Regions from separate parts of the Homo sapiens genome. Here region 1 is linked to region 2. The links are chromatin loops, found by intact Hi-C in ENCODE. Cell type or tissue: A673. All regions are shown on one strand.

Region 1 (8,000 bases), 110 kb before region 2:
CAGCCAAGGGCCAACCTTGTTAAGCAGCCGTTGCAGAAGACAGTAGTCAGGCCTGTTAACTCTTGTCTGCATGATTATAAATTAGCCTTTATAGTTATTTGCATTTTTTTCAGATGTATTTTTGCCAGTAATTTTCTATTCAAATATTTTAGTTACTTTGTAATCTTTTAGCTTAATTTTGACCTAACAGTCTTTTTTCTTCTTTAATTGATGAGTTTCTCTTTTCTTTGTATGAGAAGGAAAGATCTTAATTATGTAACAATGTTTTCTGTTCTAATGCTTCTATAATTGTTATATATTCCAGATTGTTAATATAACCCTAAATTTTAATGTATATAATCTGTTTTTAAGATTTTTAATGGCTGTAATTTTAATAATGACAGATATCTATATGTTTTTTATTTCTTTGAAGAAAATGAAATTCTTAAAAAAACTGTAATTAATATCCTCAGAATTATACAGAAGATAGTGAGTCCTTTAAATAGAGAATTAGAGAATATAGTTTTCTGCTCTGCTATTCACATGATGATTTCTTAAATTACAATATAAGTCTAGACTTCAAGTACATTCTAACTTTATGACTATCAGGTTTCAAAAGTGAGTACACCGGCAGGGCGCAGTGGCTCACGCCTGTAATCCCAGCACTTTGGGAGGCCAAGGCGGGCGGATCATGAGGTCAGAAGATCGAGACCATCCTCGCTAACATGGTGAAACCCCGTCTCTACTAAAAATACAAAAAAAATTAGCCGGGCGTGGTGGCGGGCGCCTGTAGTCCCAGCTACTTGGGAGGCTGAAGCAGGAGAATGGCATGAATCCACGAGGCGGAGCTTGCAGTGAGCCGAGGTCGCGCCACTGCACTCCAGCCTGGACAGAGCAAGACTCCTCCATCTTAAAAAAAAAAATTGAGTACACCATTCTTAGCAATGACAGTATAAGCTTTTTCTGATTAGTATGGAAAGGCTGTGAAATTATTCATAATGAAAATGAAGTCAAATGTCATTTGAGAAAATGTACTTTCTTTATTCACCAAAACTGCTCTGATCTGCTTCTCAGCCTCCATCATAGTACAGAAACAGGAGAGGGAAAAAGAAAAACAGACTTAGCCTAACCCAGTAACTGATTCCAAAATTCAAACAATATTGTTGCTATAATTCTTAAGATCTAAAATATTTTCTCTTCTATTCTTTTCTTTCTCAACATAGTATCTCTATGAACAAGGATGTTGACATGTGAAAGACTCTTTTTTTGAAAAAATTATTTCTATAGGTTTTTGGGAAACAAGTGCTATCTGGTTACGAGTAAGTTCTTTAGTGGTGATTTGTGAGATTTTGGTGCACCCATCACCTGATCGGTATAAACTGAATCAAATTTGTAGTCTTTTATCCCTCACCCCTCTGCCACCCTTTCCCCGGAGTCCCCGAAGTCCACTGTATCATTCTTATGGCTTTGCATCTTCATAATTTGGCTCCCATTTATGAGTGAGAACATATGATGTTTGGTTCTTCTGGTATCCACTGCAATATCCTTTGTCTTCCTAGGCACTGCCAATCTTGCTGGTGTGGCTTGTGCTCGGCCTCAGCCTGGTGAGCATTCAGTGTGGTTCCCTAGGTGAGGAGATCTCACTTCCGCTCTTGCTGTCATGGAAATATCTGCGGGTCTGTGCAGCCTCTGCAATGGGACCACCATTTTCTTCACCATAGTTGTCCAAATGGAAAGGTCACTTGCTCAGAACTTGGTTACCTCCAAGTCTTTTCTATGGGTAATGAAATAAATACTAAGTCTCCCTGTGACAAGTGAATTATGGCAGTATTTAGGAAAACTAAGCTTAGGTAAGCCAATACTTGAGATATACAGAGTTAGATCAGATGGGGTAAAGATAGCATATGCTGAATCAAAGGAGAACTCAGCTGAAGAGCGTTAATTAACAATGCTAACTGTTAATATAATGCATATTTGCCAAGCCTGGAAGGGTACTTCAATAGAATATATCCTAGATGTGAGCAGGGAAATAAAAGGAGCCTTTGAGCCAAAGTCTTTGTATTAGTCTGTTTTCACACTGCTATAAAGACACATCCCAGACTGTGTAATTTATAAAGGAAAAAGGCTTAATTGACTCATAGTTCCACACGCCTGGGGAGGCCTCAGGAAACTTACAATCATGGCAGAAGGGGAAGCAGGCACTTTCTTCACAAGGCAGCTGGAGAGAGAGTGTGTGAAGTAGGATCTTTCAAACACTTACAAAACCATCAGATCTTGTAAGAACTCACTCACTGTCACAAGAATAGCATGGGGGGAACTACCCCTTGATCCAATCACCTCCCTCCCTCCACACATGGTGGGGGATTACAGGTCCCTCCCTCAACAGGTGGGGATTACAATTCAAGATGAGATTTGGGTGGGGAAACAGACCTGAACCATATCAGTCTCAATACTATTAATCGGTGTTAAAGTCTTTTAGCTTCAGCATGCTTCTTTAGGTATCTAACATCTCACCTTCTCTAAGATCTATAAATTTTACTCCATGGCTATTGTCAGGTTCACCACTACACCAAATGTCATACCCAGGGTCAGGTTTGAGCCCCAGCTGAGGTCTAAGGGGAGTGGGTGGATAGGCGATGGATAGCTGAAAGAACACTCATCAGGCCATAGGCAGGTGAATATGGTTTTATTCAGCAGCTCTCTCATCAGCAGCTCTCCCACACTGTTTGCTCTGTCTTGGCTGCTTGCTCCAGCCGCTCCCCTGCACAGCTGCATGGCTGGCTGTCCCTTCAGGGACAGCAGCTTAACTCTTTCTGGGCACAAGCTGGTTCCTGGCTCCCCCCTGCCTGCCTTCAAGGTGACCGGCTTTCCCCTATGGGGGTTTCTTATGTTTCTTAGTGACAGGGTGAGATAATCAGTGAGGAAGCAGAGGTTCAGAGAGAGTGAGCGATCTGGTACTCAATAAGCAGCAGAGCTGAGAGGCAAATCTAGGTTGGTTGGTTGGTTGGTTGTTTTCCGCCCAGGTTGGAGTGCAGTGGCGTGATCTTGGCTCACTGCAACCTCCACCTCCTGGGTTCAAGCAATTCTCCTGTCTCAGCCTCCCAAGTAGTTGGGACTACAGGTGCATGCCACCACACCTGGCTGACTTTTGTATTTTTAGTAGAGACAGGGTTTCACTATATTGGTCAGGCTGGTCTCCAACTCCTGACCTCAAGTGATCCACCCAGCTTGGCCTCCCAAAGTGCTGGGATTACAGGCGTGAGCTACCATGCTCAGCCCAAGTCCAGGTTTTTAACCTCAACTCTTGTTCTCTTACATTAAAATGAAGTTCCACAGAGGACTCTAATTCCACTGCTGCAGTTTTTGTGATTTTATCAGTCATTCTATGAATTTTAAAATATTTGAATAAAAAAATTTCCGTAGTTTTGCTATATGATGTTTTTCTTGTGGTAATCATTCAATTATGCATGATATCTGTTTACACAGAGTATAACAAGGCTTTCAAAAATACCTTCCAATAAACAAGCAGTAGTCTGTCTTACTCATCTTCATTTTAGTCACTTACACTTGAAGTTTCTTTGGCTTGAAATATCCCTGACCCCACCTATAGCTTTGTCTGACTAAACTGCACTTTAATATTTATTTTAGATGTCATTTTCTCCTGGAAATCTCCCCAGGTGCCATAATTTGAGTTAGCTGCCTCTTTTACATATTTATAGATTCTGTTTTACTTGCATAGTATGGTATCTTTCACCCTGTATTGCCCTGACCAGTTTGCTAGTCTTTATTCTCTGCTAAACTGTGAGTTACTATATTCATACAAATTTTTATCATCAATATATAAATTCATCTATCCATCCATCAGTCCACCCACCCATTCATGCAGCAATCAATCAATAAAAGTGTAAGGGTCAGGTGTACAGCTCTCCACTTGTTTGATTTAAGGAATATATTTTAGAATATCTTGTGTGACAATAGCTGATAGGTTTCATCTCATACAACAGATCCAACTGGTAATCTAATCTAACGGATGTCCTATATTGAGAAGAACTCAACAGTCATATCTAGGTTTACCAAAAAGAAAAAGAAATGATCATTTACTATATCAGCCATCAAGGGAGAGTTCTGGCATAAAGCCATATATGTTTTTTAAATATTGATCCAGAGAAAGGAATCAACTGCAAATACTTGAGAAAATTCCTATCACTTGGAATCTTGGTATAAAAATGACTGGTGGTGAGTTTGAAGTTTTGCTTCCCTATCAAAACTGGTCAGGAATGCTGAAGTATATATTATTGGTTTGTTATTGCTATTCTGTGATGAAAGCTGGGAAGACTTTAAGTAGAAGGCTTCCCATGGTGGCTTACCAAGACTCAGATCACCCTTCACCTGCTGCTAAGAGCCTTCAACTCTCACGTTTTGTCAGGGCCACACTTCCTCTGGGTGGCTGTTAGAGGACAACTGAGCATGGCAGTGCTTTCAGAATCAGGCCATTCCCACCCAACCCCATGTGAGCCTCCTCTAACATAAACTTTTCTTGGAATTTCTCTTCAGCTTGGCTGAGCCCTTCTGAGAACAGCATCTCTGTCCGAAGCTCTTCCCACCCACTTGGATTCTAGCTTGCTTCAGATATGGCTTTCAAAGCAGCAATGCTCAGTTTTTGCAGCTAGTTATTTTCCACAGTAAGGCCAACTTAATATTTAAGGATATGAACAAGAAACTGACAGAAAGACAACAGAAGTAAAAAGAACCAAAGTACAGATTATAAAGAGTAAGGAAACAATAATGCTTTGAAGAAAGCATGCCATGGCGGCAATGCAGATTACCCAACTTCCTGTATATTTTCAGCTTTAGCTCATAATTATGTAAGCCAGATCATAATAATTGGCAGTCATGGCATGCTTACCAGGAAGTAAACAATTTCCTAAGTAATTTATGTTCATTTTTCATTTAACTTTTATGGGATCTCTATGGCAGAGATACTATTTACCCAATTTGCTGACGAGGAAACTGATTATTTGAGAGATAAGTATTTTCACAAAGGCATAACAACATTAATTAGTGGATCACAGATTTAAACCCAGTTTTGGATAATTCTAAAGTCCAAGCCATTAGCCACAATAGTGTACTGGCTTTCAACCAAATGTTCAGACTATCTCATTTGGAAGTCTCAAGTAAAATCTCATTATCCTCTTTTTCATCTGAAAAATTCCTTTTTGGAGATTATTATCCATTTAAAAAACATCTACCTATCTAGGTGTATATTTGTGTGTCTGTACCCGAAGCTCTCCATTGAACAAGAAATGATGGTACAAATTGTGCATTGAAATGAGTAAACATACTTGTTTGTTGTCTCGAGATTCTTCAATTGGTTAGTTAAAACTGGTAACAGACATTTGTGTTATTGACCAATTTTATCTTTAGCCTCAAAGACAATTAAAATCAAGAGGTGAATAAAAAATAAATCTCTTAAAAAATAATAATACATTTATTTTATGAACATACACACACATGCACTTGAAATTCCTAAAATTATTGTACAAAATTAGAGGCCTCTAGACATTAATTCTACAAGTTACTCCAACTGTCAACAATATTTTTTATGATTTTAGAGCACAGAGAGATTTTGTTCACCTCTATCCCTACAGCAAGTAATAAATATTTATTGATATAATTTCAAATAAATGTTTTTTTATAGAATTCAAAGAAACATCAAAAGTATATTTTTCTTAAAAAAAGACTTTCTGCTTAGCCAATTGTTCCAGCTTCTCTAAAGATACTTTTATCTTTATATAATTTGTAGCCATGCTATTTCACCAATTTATAAATCAGCTTTAAAAATCGAATGAGAGTTAAATAAATTTCACCTAACCTATTTAAATAAGTATAGTAGTCAATATTATATTTGCTCTATATTCAATAATTCCAAAGCTTCACTCCTTTGATTTTTATTTTAATATTAAGATAGCTTTGGCCTATTCTTATTGTTCTTAAAACTGCTCCTTGATTTATTTTTGTTGTGTGTTCCTAAAGTTATTCAGTAGCCTAATTAGATATTCATTTTGACATTCTGGTCCCAGAAGAAATAACATTAACTCCATACTTATCCATCTGGTTATCAGTTATAGCTTGTGAGTTGCAGCTTGTAATTTTCCAGGGACATGTGGGCGCCCTTCCAGTTAGGCTATTAAAGTCTCTTACACTCTAACAACATGCTAATTAATATCCTTTCACGTTTGTGGATACACAGCAAAACACTGCCATATAGAGGAAATTTCATTTCTTCAATATTGAAGTGTAGAAATTTTAGATTAAAAATTAAGCCAGAAATTATTTATATATTTTCTGAGGAACCAAAACCTTTTATCTTCAATTTTATGAAACTGTTTAATTCACACATCATCTTAAATTTAATATCCATCATTGTAAAAAATTTGCACTGTGAAAAAGTATCTTAAAACCTGCATTCACAGAAGGGTGTTTCCTAGCAACCCCATACAATCAGGACCAATCCTTGGCTGAATTGTGACTCAAAGTGCTGTTAGAAGTAAAAATTTGCATGAGAAAGAGACCAATGTCTGTTCTGATTAGGAACAACAGCTCTTTCCTAATATTGGTCAGCAGCAGTCCAAAATCAGGCAGCTGTTTAGAAATGCCTTTGTTTTTATGAAATTTTGCCTGAGGAAGGAAAGCATTACATCCCCATAGACAGTACAGAGGCCACTAAAACTTCAGAAATTAATCCAGACAAATCAGGGATCTCACCTCTACAATACATTAAAATAAGTTGCTTCCTTTAATTTTGTTTAAATTTATTAATTCACTGTTATTTATTTTTACCTTGTAAATATAGTATTCACTGTTGCTTACTATAAGGACTAAATATTAGTTAATGGTCTTATAGAGAACCAGAGAACAGTTATTATATTAATTTGGATCTTTTATATATACATGTACTTGCACATTATCTTCCCTTTGTTGACTTCTGTTGTCCCTGAATATAAATTTCAGGACAGTTTATTTCAAATTATTCCAGTCTTAATCAATGCTTCCCCATAGTAATAATATCAAGCCAAAGAGATTTGATTTATTTATATTTATTTTAGGAAAAAAAAAGTTGCATTCTTTCAGAATAAGAATAAATACAAAACCTCAGTAAGTTAACTTACCACTATTTGATTTTTATTTCCTGTTAATTTTTTTGTCATTGTTGTTTTATATTCATATTACTAAGTAGAAAAAATTCCTGCCATCAAATAGGTCATGTAATGTACATTTGGGGCTATATAAAAACATAAAAACTATCAGAGTCAGATGAACTATGATTATTGCTACTACTAAAGTCTCAAAGACCACACAGAGGGATAGCCTGAGGAACACTGCATCCCAAATTTAGAAACCACATCTGTTCCTGGAGCTAAATTACAGCATATACTCTAAAGATTATTTTTAGCATAAATTTACCCCAGAAAAATACAAACAAGGCATGTAAGCGAACAAGAAACACCAAAATAATTAGACTATTCTCCAAATGTTTCTTGGCATTTATTAGATTATAAATACCCAATGCACAAAGAAGGATTTAGGGTACCAAGTGGAATAAACAAGCTTGTAGGTACTAGCTCTATTTATCAAAGTCTAAGCACAGATCCTCTTCTCAGAGATCATGCAATTAATAGTACATACCAGAACACACACACATACACACACAAAATACACATTATAGCAAAATTATTTCATTTTTAAAAAGGAGCTGTTAAAGAACTTTTTTGTTTTTTTAGATGGAGTCTCACTCTGTCGCTAGGCTGGAGTGCAGTGGCACGATCTCAGCTCACTGCAACCTCTGCCTCCCGGGTAAGAAATTTTTTTAAATGATCTTGGATTTCTTTTTCTTTTAATACATCCCATAGAATTAACAATATCCTGAATCTTTAGAAATATGATTGTCTATTTCACATAGTTGGAGAAATATAATTAAAAGAAAAATTACCTCCCAACACAGAAAACCTATCCACAAAGAC
Region 2 (8,000 bases):
AATATTAGATTAGAGTAAAATTAGATTTGCATTAGATTAAAATTAGCTCTATTAGTATTAATAAATATTAATATAAAAGTGTACAAAATATAATTAAGCCTCCTTACCCTAGTATTGACATGCATGTCCATTCGGATGAGAAATGGTGTTAATGCTGAGGTTTGAGAATAACACTGACTGTTCTTCTGAAGTTAATTTAATTTAGTCATGGACAGAAACATGGATTACTATGACACTTGACCTATAATATCAAAAACTTAAAAATGAAAAGAAACCCAGGCATGAAATAGCAAACCTGCTCAAATTTTTCAAGTAGAGCATAACTACAAGGGTCCTGATTTATTCATTTTTCTACATGAAGGAAAACTGCCTTGAGAAAAAATATATGTTCTCATTTTAACACTTCTGAAAATAACACCGTTGTTCTCGATTGGAAGCTAATTTTGAATTGTAATGGCAATTACTAAAGTGAACTAGAAAAAGAAATATGGATAACATCGTTTCCATGGTTACAACCAATTGTGTTGTCTGATTGAGGTTCCCAAATGTAGGTTTTGTAACCAGCTGCACCGGAACCACCTGAAGCACTTGTTAAAAGCACCAATTCCTGAGTTCTATTTATTAAAAAAGAACCCAAAGTACTGTTCAAAAAGCTCCACAGATAATTATTATCTTCACCTAGTTTTTAGCACTATTGAGCACATTCCAATATTTCTTCCCTCCATTTGCTCATCTGTAAAGTACTCAAGGGAATAATTACTAATAAATATTTTACAGTCAATAGAAAGAAATCAAGTGAGATTACATATAAAATTGATGATCATAACTGCAATACTGAACAACAGCCTAGATCCATACATCCATAGCAGGGTCATTGCAGGGGGACAGGATGTAAAAGCTATGCTAATCATGGGATTACTTTGACTGTGAGGTCAAAGTAATGAAAGGGGTCTCCTTTTGGAAAGCATATATGTACCTTGGTTACAGCTAGTGAAAATGTGGGCTGGAAAAAGGAGCCAGCAAGAAACACGCAGAAAGTTTTGAGAGAAAAGAGACACGGGGAAAATGAGCTGATCCCTTCCAACACGGAAATACTAAGGTAATGTTCCTTTTTCTCTGGTAGAAGCCACTGAAATACAGAGTTGGAAATACTGGGGAGCAAGAGTGCAAATTTGTATAATACATCCAAAAGATAGTTGTAAAAACCCTGGAGGACTCAAGATTATCATAAGAGGAATGACGAGAGGGAAGAAAAGGGAGTATTTTCAACAGAAGCTATATGGCAGTCCAAAACATTTAATTGAAGCATTCAAAAGTAGATGTGTCTGTGTTTTACAATTTGAGCTGGGGAGTGGAACACAATGTTTAAATTAGTTCCTTTTCCAATTACATAGATTTCATTATTCTATATTGTCATAGTAACTCTCGCCTATATCAACAATACACACCATGTGATATGGTTTGGATGTGTCCCCACCCAAATCTCATCTTGAATTCCCACATGTTGTGGGAGGGACCCGGTGGGAGGTGATCAAATTATGGGGGTGGGTCTTTCCTGCACTGTTTTCGTGATAGTGAATAACTCTCATGAGATCTGATGGCTTTATAAGACAGAGTTTCCCTGAACAAGTTTTTTTTTTTTTTTTTTTTTTGCCTTCTGCCATCCATGTAAGATGTGACTTACTCCTCTTTGCCTTCCACCATGATTGTGAGGCCTCCTCAGCCATGTGGAACTGTAAGTCCAATTAAATCTTTCTTTTGTAAATTGCCTGGTCTCGGGTATGTCTTTATCAGCAGCATAAAAACGAACTAATACACCTTGTCAGCAAAAGTGCCAGCCAGCCCTTCTGTTGGTCTGGTCGATTATTTGTCATGTCACTCTGAGCCTTTCTGTACATGAAGGTCCCTTTGACGTCAGCAACAAATTGAGGCTTATAATTAATAGGATCCCAGATCAGGAGGCTCAGGAAAACTTTAGGGGATGGGACACAACATTATTGCTCATCTAGAAATTTCCTTAAGGCTAGATATCAAAGGAAATGGTGTGTCTTCTTCTTATGTCACACCAGAAAGTACAGAGAATATACCTTTAGGGAAAGTCATAGGTGACAGTGGAACAAAAGAATGGCTTCTCTCTGCTCTTTTTGTACAACATGATTTCTTGCAAACAGAAGAAAAATACTGGCCCATGAATTTGTAGCTTGTAAAAGTTTCTATAAAGTGATGAACTCTGAAAAGTATAAGATTTTTGCTTGCTTTATAAATCTGCAATACCATCTTAGTATCTGTATTTTTTTCTCCTATCACTGGCTAATACGCTGCCATTTGATACTTAAGCTGGAGATGCACTCCTTGTAACCATCTACTTTTCATAAGAAATCATTAGAGATGTAATGTAAAAATCTACCTTGATTACAAACATGCACATTTTCCATGCTGCTAATATAAAATAAATGTCATACATCTGACCAGCTTTTCTTGCCAAAAGAGTTGATATTAAGGAGTCATTAAGAAAACCTAAATCATGAACCATTATTCATTCAACAGTCAAAAAAAAAAAGCGTCTGTGTCTTAGATGCTATTAACGCATGCTGAATGCCAGTTATAATGATCCCATTAAATCAGATGTGATGAATAGTTCATGATGTCTGACTTTACGTTATTTCTGGAACTTCCGTTTATATTCTTTCTGGAAATAATGGTCCAAGGCCTTATCTGCCTGGGGGCTTTACTGCTTTTTTTTTTTTTTTTTTTTTTTTTTGATTCTAGCTCCAGGGAGCTATATTTTTCTATCCAGACACTGAAGACAGAAAGGTCATCTCAAAAAACAGTGTTAAGAGGCCACTGTTTTTTGCCTTCTTAAACCAGAGGTGGAAAATGAACAAGAGATCTTTCTGAGCGCAAAAAGATATAACCTAAAAGCCTTTCAGCACCCGTCCCATATTTCATTCATTATGTTCATTGTTCTGGCGGCAAACATTTCCTGTTCTACTCTCATTGTAATCCTTCCATCTCCAGTAGTTTGTCTGGGGGATGTAGTTACTGTGCAGTATCAAAAGCAGTCAATTAAGATGATTTTTAAGAGCTATCTCGTGAAGCAGGAACTCTTTGTTTAGTGCTGTCAACCCAATAACAAATGAAGATTAAATAGTGGTTCATCTGGGCAGGATGGCGTGAGGCATGGAATTCTTTATTTAACAAGTAGGCTTTCCACAGTACCTACCTTGTCAGGGATTGCTGCTGAGTCTACCAGAACTCAGGAGGCCCAGATAAACAGAAACTATGTTTGAGGACAAGAGGAGAAGAACTAAGGAATTTTATGCATGCTAACAGAGATCGAGAAAGTATTTCTCATTAGTTTGGCATGCATATAGAGAGACTTCTAAGAAAATGAATGATGCCAAAGAGGTTATAGTGATTAGAATGAAACTGGAGCCCTAACCAGAAGGAAGCAAAGACACTAGCATGAATTTCCAAGGAACTATATATATAAGAAATATGCCAGCATTCTTTTGATAGGTAACAAATTATTGGGAAATGAAAAGACTCCAAGAGAAAAAAAAAAGGGGAGGGTAGGGGGAAGAAGAGAAACACTACAAGGAGAGACAAAATAGGCAATGAAAATATTTGGGAGGGGATTTAATCAGTAACCAAAAGTCAAAATGTAAAACTTGCCCCATCTCTTTTTTGATACCTGGTGCACACACAGAAAAATGTTACCTGTGTTATCCTAAATGTAAACTAGGCCTAAAGTATTAGTGCAATAATCCCCTCTTATCTACAGGGATCCAAGATCCCCAGTGGATCCCTGAAACCTCAGATAGCACCAAACGCTATATATGCTATGTTTTTTCTATCTGATGATGGAGATGACAACTAAGTGACTAACGCGGGCAGGTCATACATACAGTGTGAGCAGGCTGGACAAAGGAATGATTCACTTCCCGCGCAAGATTGCATGAGATTTCATCTCGCTACTCAGAAGGTCATGCAATTTAAAAGTTTTGACATTCACAGTGACACCTGGAAAAAGAACCATGGGTCACTTTGCAAATATATGACAGTGGTAAGAGGTCCTAAATAGGTGAAAAGGATCAGACAGACCTAGAATAAGTCAAGATTCAGGGTTTGGATCTCCATTGCCATGAAACAGATAGGCATCTTCCTAGCTGTTGTCCGGTTTCAGTTATTCATGAAACGCCTTCTCTCCTCCTTCTTTCCTAAAATGTATCATTTAAAATGCTGCTCTGTGTAGTAAGAAGATAAGAGTTTGATGAGATAAAGTTGCAACAGCTAAAAAAGAAGTTTAGTTAATGGGAGCAGTTAACAGACTGTGCAAATTGTCTGTTAAGTGGCACTTTATGGTTCAGCAGAATCCATGAGAGTTCTATCTGGAATTTCTATCAGGCCCCATTCAGCAGGAGCTGGTTCCCTGGAACCCAGCATTAAAAAACAACAACAAAAAAAAATTGGTGTCTTGTCTATCTTCCTGGATAAACAATGACAGCTTCAACCCATTTGAGCTACCTTCCTGAACAATGCCATCAATTATCCCCAAGTGTGGATTAAAGGATATAGTTCTAGGGAGATAGGAAATAAACCCTCTAAAATGTTGTCTAAAACAAACAAACAAGCTTATAAATTGTTTATTTCTGGAATTTTCTTTTTAACATTTTAGACCAGGAATGAGCATGGGTAACTGAAACTGTGGAAAAAGAAACCTCAGATAAGAGTGAACTACTATAAGCAACAGTAATATTTATTGATGCAAAAGTAATCATTAATAAATAGATTTTGTACATAATGTGTTAATGAATGCATAGGAGAAGTTGATTGAATCAGGCTTTCTTATACCGTGAGAAAATCATAGACTCTTTGTGCTCAAAGAAACTTCGAAGTAACCTTGTCCAGCTACCACCTATGCATATGCTTGAATCAAGTTCCATGGGTCACAATTATCAACTGCTGACAAGATACCTAGATAAGAAAGTTACAGAGAATTCCTGTAACAATATTACCCAAAATAATAATTAGAGATTTGATGTATGTTAGTTACATTAAGGTCCTTTTGATGAACAATCCCTACCCAATCCTTATTGGAGAAATATAATTACAAACAAAATCTCCCAACCCAGAAATCCTCTCCACAAAGGCAGCAGAGAGAAAAAACACTTTTGTTATTGAATGAGCATTAAGCCAGAATGCGATATATGCATCACAGGCAATCCACTACATGATTACAAAGAAGAAAGAAATTCACCTTTTTATATAGTCAAGTACATACAACCCATTACATACAAGTGTTCAAGATAAATAATAACTGGTGCTCAAGTAAGAAGGCCTGACAGTGCCATTTGTGACACATAGTTTATGCTAACTTTACCTGGTAGTTGGGGTGACCATCTATGTTAGCTAATTGACTTTATCCAGAGGAAAAACAAACTTCTCATATCTTTATGACCTGGGTAGTTTTGCAACTTAGAGCAATGCACTCACAGAAGTTGGGATCCTATCCTCCCCCAGAAACTGAGACAGGAGTTACATTTCAAAGAGCTGGTTCCCAGGTCTACTGGGTCACAAAGCTGACAAAAGCCATCTTCAAAATGTTTTATATACATTTTCAAAGAGAGAGGAAAGTACTTACAACGTTTCTAAAGTAAATGCTCTGAGAAAAAGGAGGGGGTGGAAATCTTATTAAGCCTATTATTTGTAAATTTGTATTTGTCCCTCCACCCTCCAGGTGTCCTTCCACCCTCCTGCTTAACTTTCCTCAGATTACCTCCAAATCAGCCCAACTCTTCACCTGCTGATCTTCCAACCCTTCTTTCTAGAGTGTCTGGTGTTATCTGAAGTATGAGGCGGAGGATCTGTTAGGCTCTGAAATTGGAACCAAAATGTGTTTTGGAATATGCCTTTTAAAAATGGGTAAAGGATTCATTGCCTTCAGGATTTTCTCATTTTGCATTGCCAAGAAATCCCTCTACAGGTGTAACCATCTGCTAAAATTCTCTGTCCACTTCTTGACATATTTCTGATAATATCGCCTTCCTCACATCCTTCTAAAAGGATTCTCATTTTCTCCACACCCCATTTATCAGATCCAGCATTCTCCTGGATCCCCGTTGCCAATTTCCAGCCCATTCTTCTGAAAGCTTCCTTTAATAACTCATCCTCCTCTGGTCATCTATCCCACATTTTTCAACCATTTTGTTCACCATCCACTGACACCCAGTCATTTTTGCCACAATGGGAGGTAACAAAAATGGCTATGCTTATAAACTATTCACCACATATCATATATTCTGTATATCATAAATTCTTAAATTCTTTAGCAATTCTTTTCACTTATCTAACTTCTCAGGTGGCCACATTCTGCATCTTAATTTCTACCGCTAGAAAATTTACCAGTTATATTTCACTCTTCTTATCACAGTCCTTTACCCTACAACCTCTATTCTTTTGCGCTCTTGATTTCATCCTCCAGAATGATCTCCCAAATACAGATCAAACTTTATGCTTTAGTGTATGTACTCTGCTGGTGCTGCTGCAAAACTTTCCTTTAATCTTACTTCTGTCTATTCTTCTACTTAAGACAACTTTACTGAATCTCCATTTTCTGCAAGATAAATTTCAAGTTAGTTAACATAACCTTTTTGCATGTTAGCTTTGACTACCTCTTCCAACTTCATTTCCAGCCACTTCACCTACACTCTATTTATATCAGCATGCTTGTTCAAATATACCAATCACTTTAATTCCCCCATGCCATTATTTATGATTTTCTTCATGAATAGAAAATTCTTTTTCTCTTTTAAATCTCTTTTACATGATTTTTCCCCATTTTCTTTCAGTTCCCTGGTCAGGCCATTGGCCTGATCAGATCAGTTGATATTTCATGTGAACCTGAATCATGATATCTTCCATCTGTTCTCTTCTTCTCTATTCTCTTCCCATTCCAAAGCAATCATCCAAACACCCCAATTGGAATACATCAAACATTGCTTAACATTTATTGTCTTCATTTTATGAATAATATTAGTCTCTACAATCTAATGCCAACCAATTTTTCCAGCAATATTCATTTTACTTATATAAACATTTTTCAAATTAGTTTATGCATTGTTCTAGAGATATATCTCTCCCACCTCTAATTTGCTAATAATTTCTTATTCTATGTATTTCTAAAGCCAAAAGGTATTCTCCTTTAAACTTTTCTTGACCACTGTCATATAATGTGACTTATCCCTTCTGTAACTTATAATTTGATGTCTTACACCTCATACTTTGTTCTAGTGCTGTTTTGTACATCTAAGTACCATTTCATGATGAATAAATAATGTCTGAATTTCATTAAAAATGTAGTTTATTAAAAGTGTTTATATTCATCATTATGTTTCTGTTTATTCTATTGTTTTACATTGCTAACTAAGAGAAGTAAAGGTGTGCATGGATTATTGAGGGAGGTCATTTTGGAACAACCTTCCAGTGAGTAAGTATCAGAGCTGCAGTCAGACTATAAGAAGAAAAACTTCTAAGGAAAAGTATAGAGAAAAATGACAGTCTTAATTGGCCATCTGCAAATAACACGTTACGTTTTACAATGTAAAACTAATTTTCACCAGAATATACCAGTTTTAATTTATAGGTAACTTAATACTACTTTACTTATGAGATATTCATTAAGTAAATATGGCCTCTTGGATTTTAATCGTTGCTTTAGAAAGTCATGAAACTCAATGGTTGATATCACTATATAGTTATGCTATTTATCCTCACCTGGTCTTCTGCTTTTTCTCAAAAATTTATATGTTCAACCCGTTACTCCATAAAATTTCTACATCTTCCACTCATAACCAAAGCGCCCCAGTTTCTTGTGTTATACCCCAATGACTTCATCGCTATGATTTCCTTTCAGTCTCAAAGGAAGAATAGTTCTTTTCTTTTCCTAAGCTAAGCAAATTTGTTCTTTGGTTGCATTTCTTATTAGTCTCCTCACAAAC

What was found. Peaks named below come from ENCODE experiments on the same cell type or tissue, not always from the same donor. Only the 100,000 strongest peaks of a DNase experiment are listed, where the experiment ranks them.
Region 1: a loop joins it to region 2, with 2.3 times the contacts of the local background. A loop is called at or near these places in 1 of 110 quality-filtered maps.

What each region holds. Positions count from the first base shown.
Region 1 is chr6:103,866,320-103,874,319 of GRCh38, forward strand. No RefSeq gene overlaps it. Among named protein-coding and RNA genes, the nearest start is that of HACE1, 990 kb to the right of the region's middle. RefSeq lists an enhancer at 6,257-6,804. In A673, no CTCF peak of the experiment used is centred here; DNase peaks (open chromatin) are centred at 4,872 and 6,142; H3K27ac peaks cover 1,337 bases.
Region 2 is chr6:103,980,144-103,988,143 of GRCh38, forward strand. No RefSeq gene overlaps it. Among named protein-coding and RNA genes, the nearest start is that of HACE1, 880 kb to the right of the region's middle. In A673, no CTCF peak of the experiment used is centred here; DNase peaks (open chromatin) are centred at 2,748 and 3,018; H3K4me3 peaks cover 536 bases.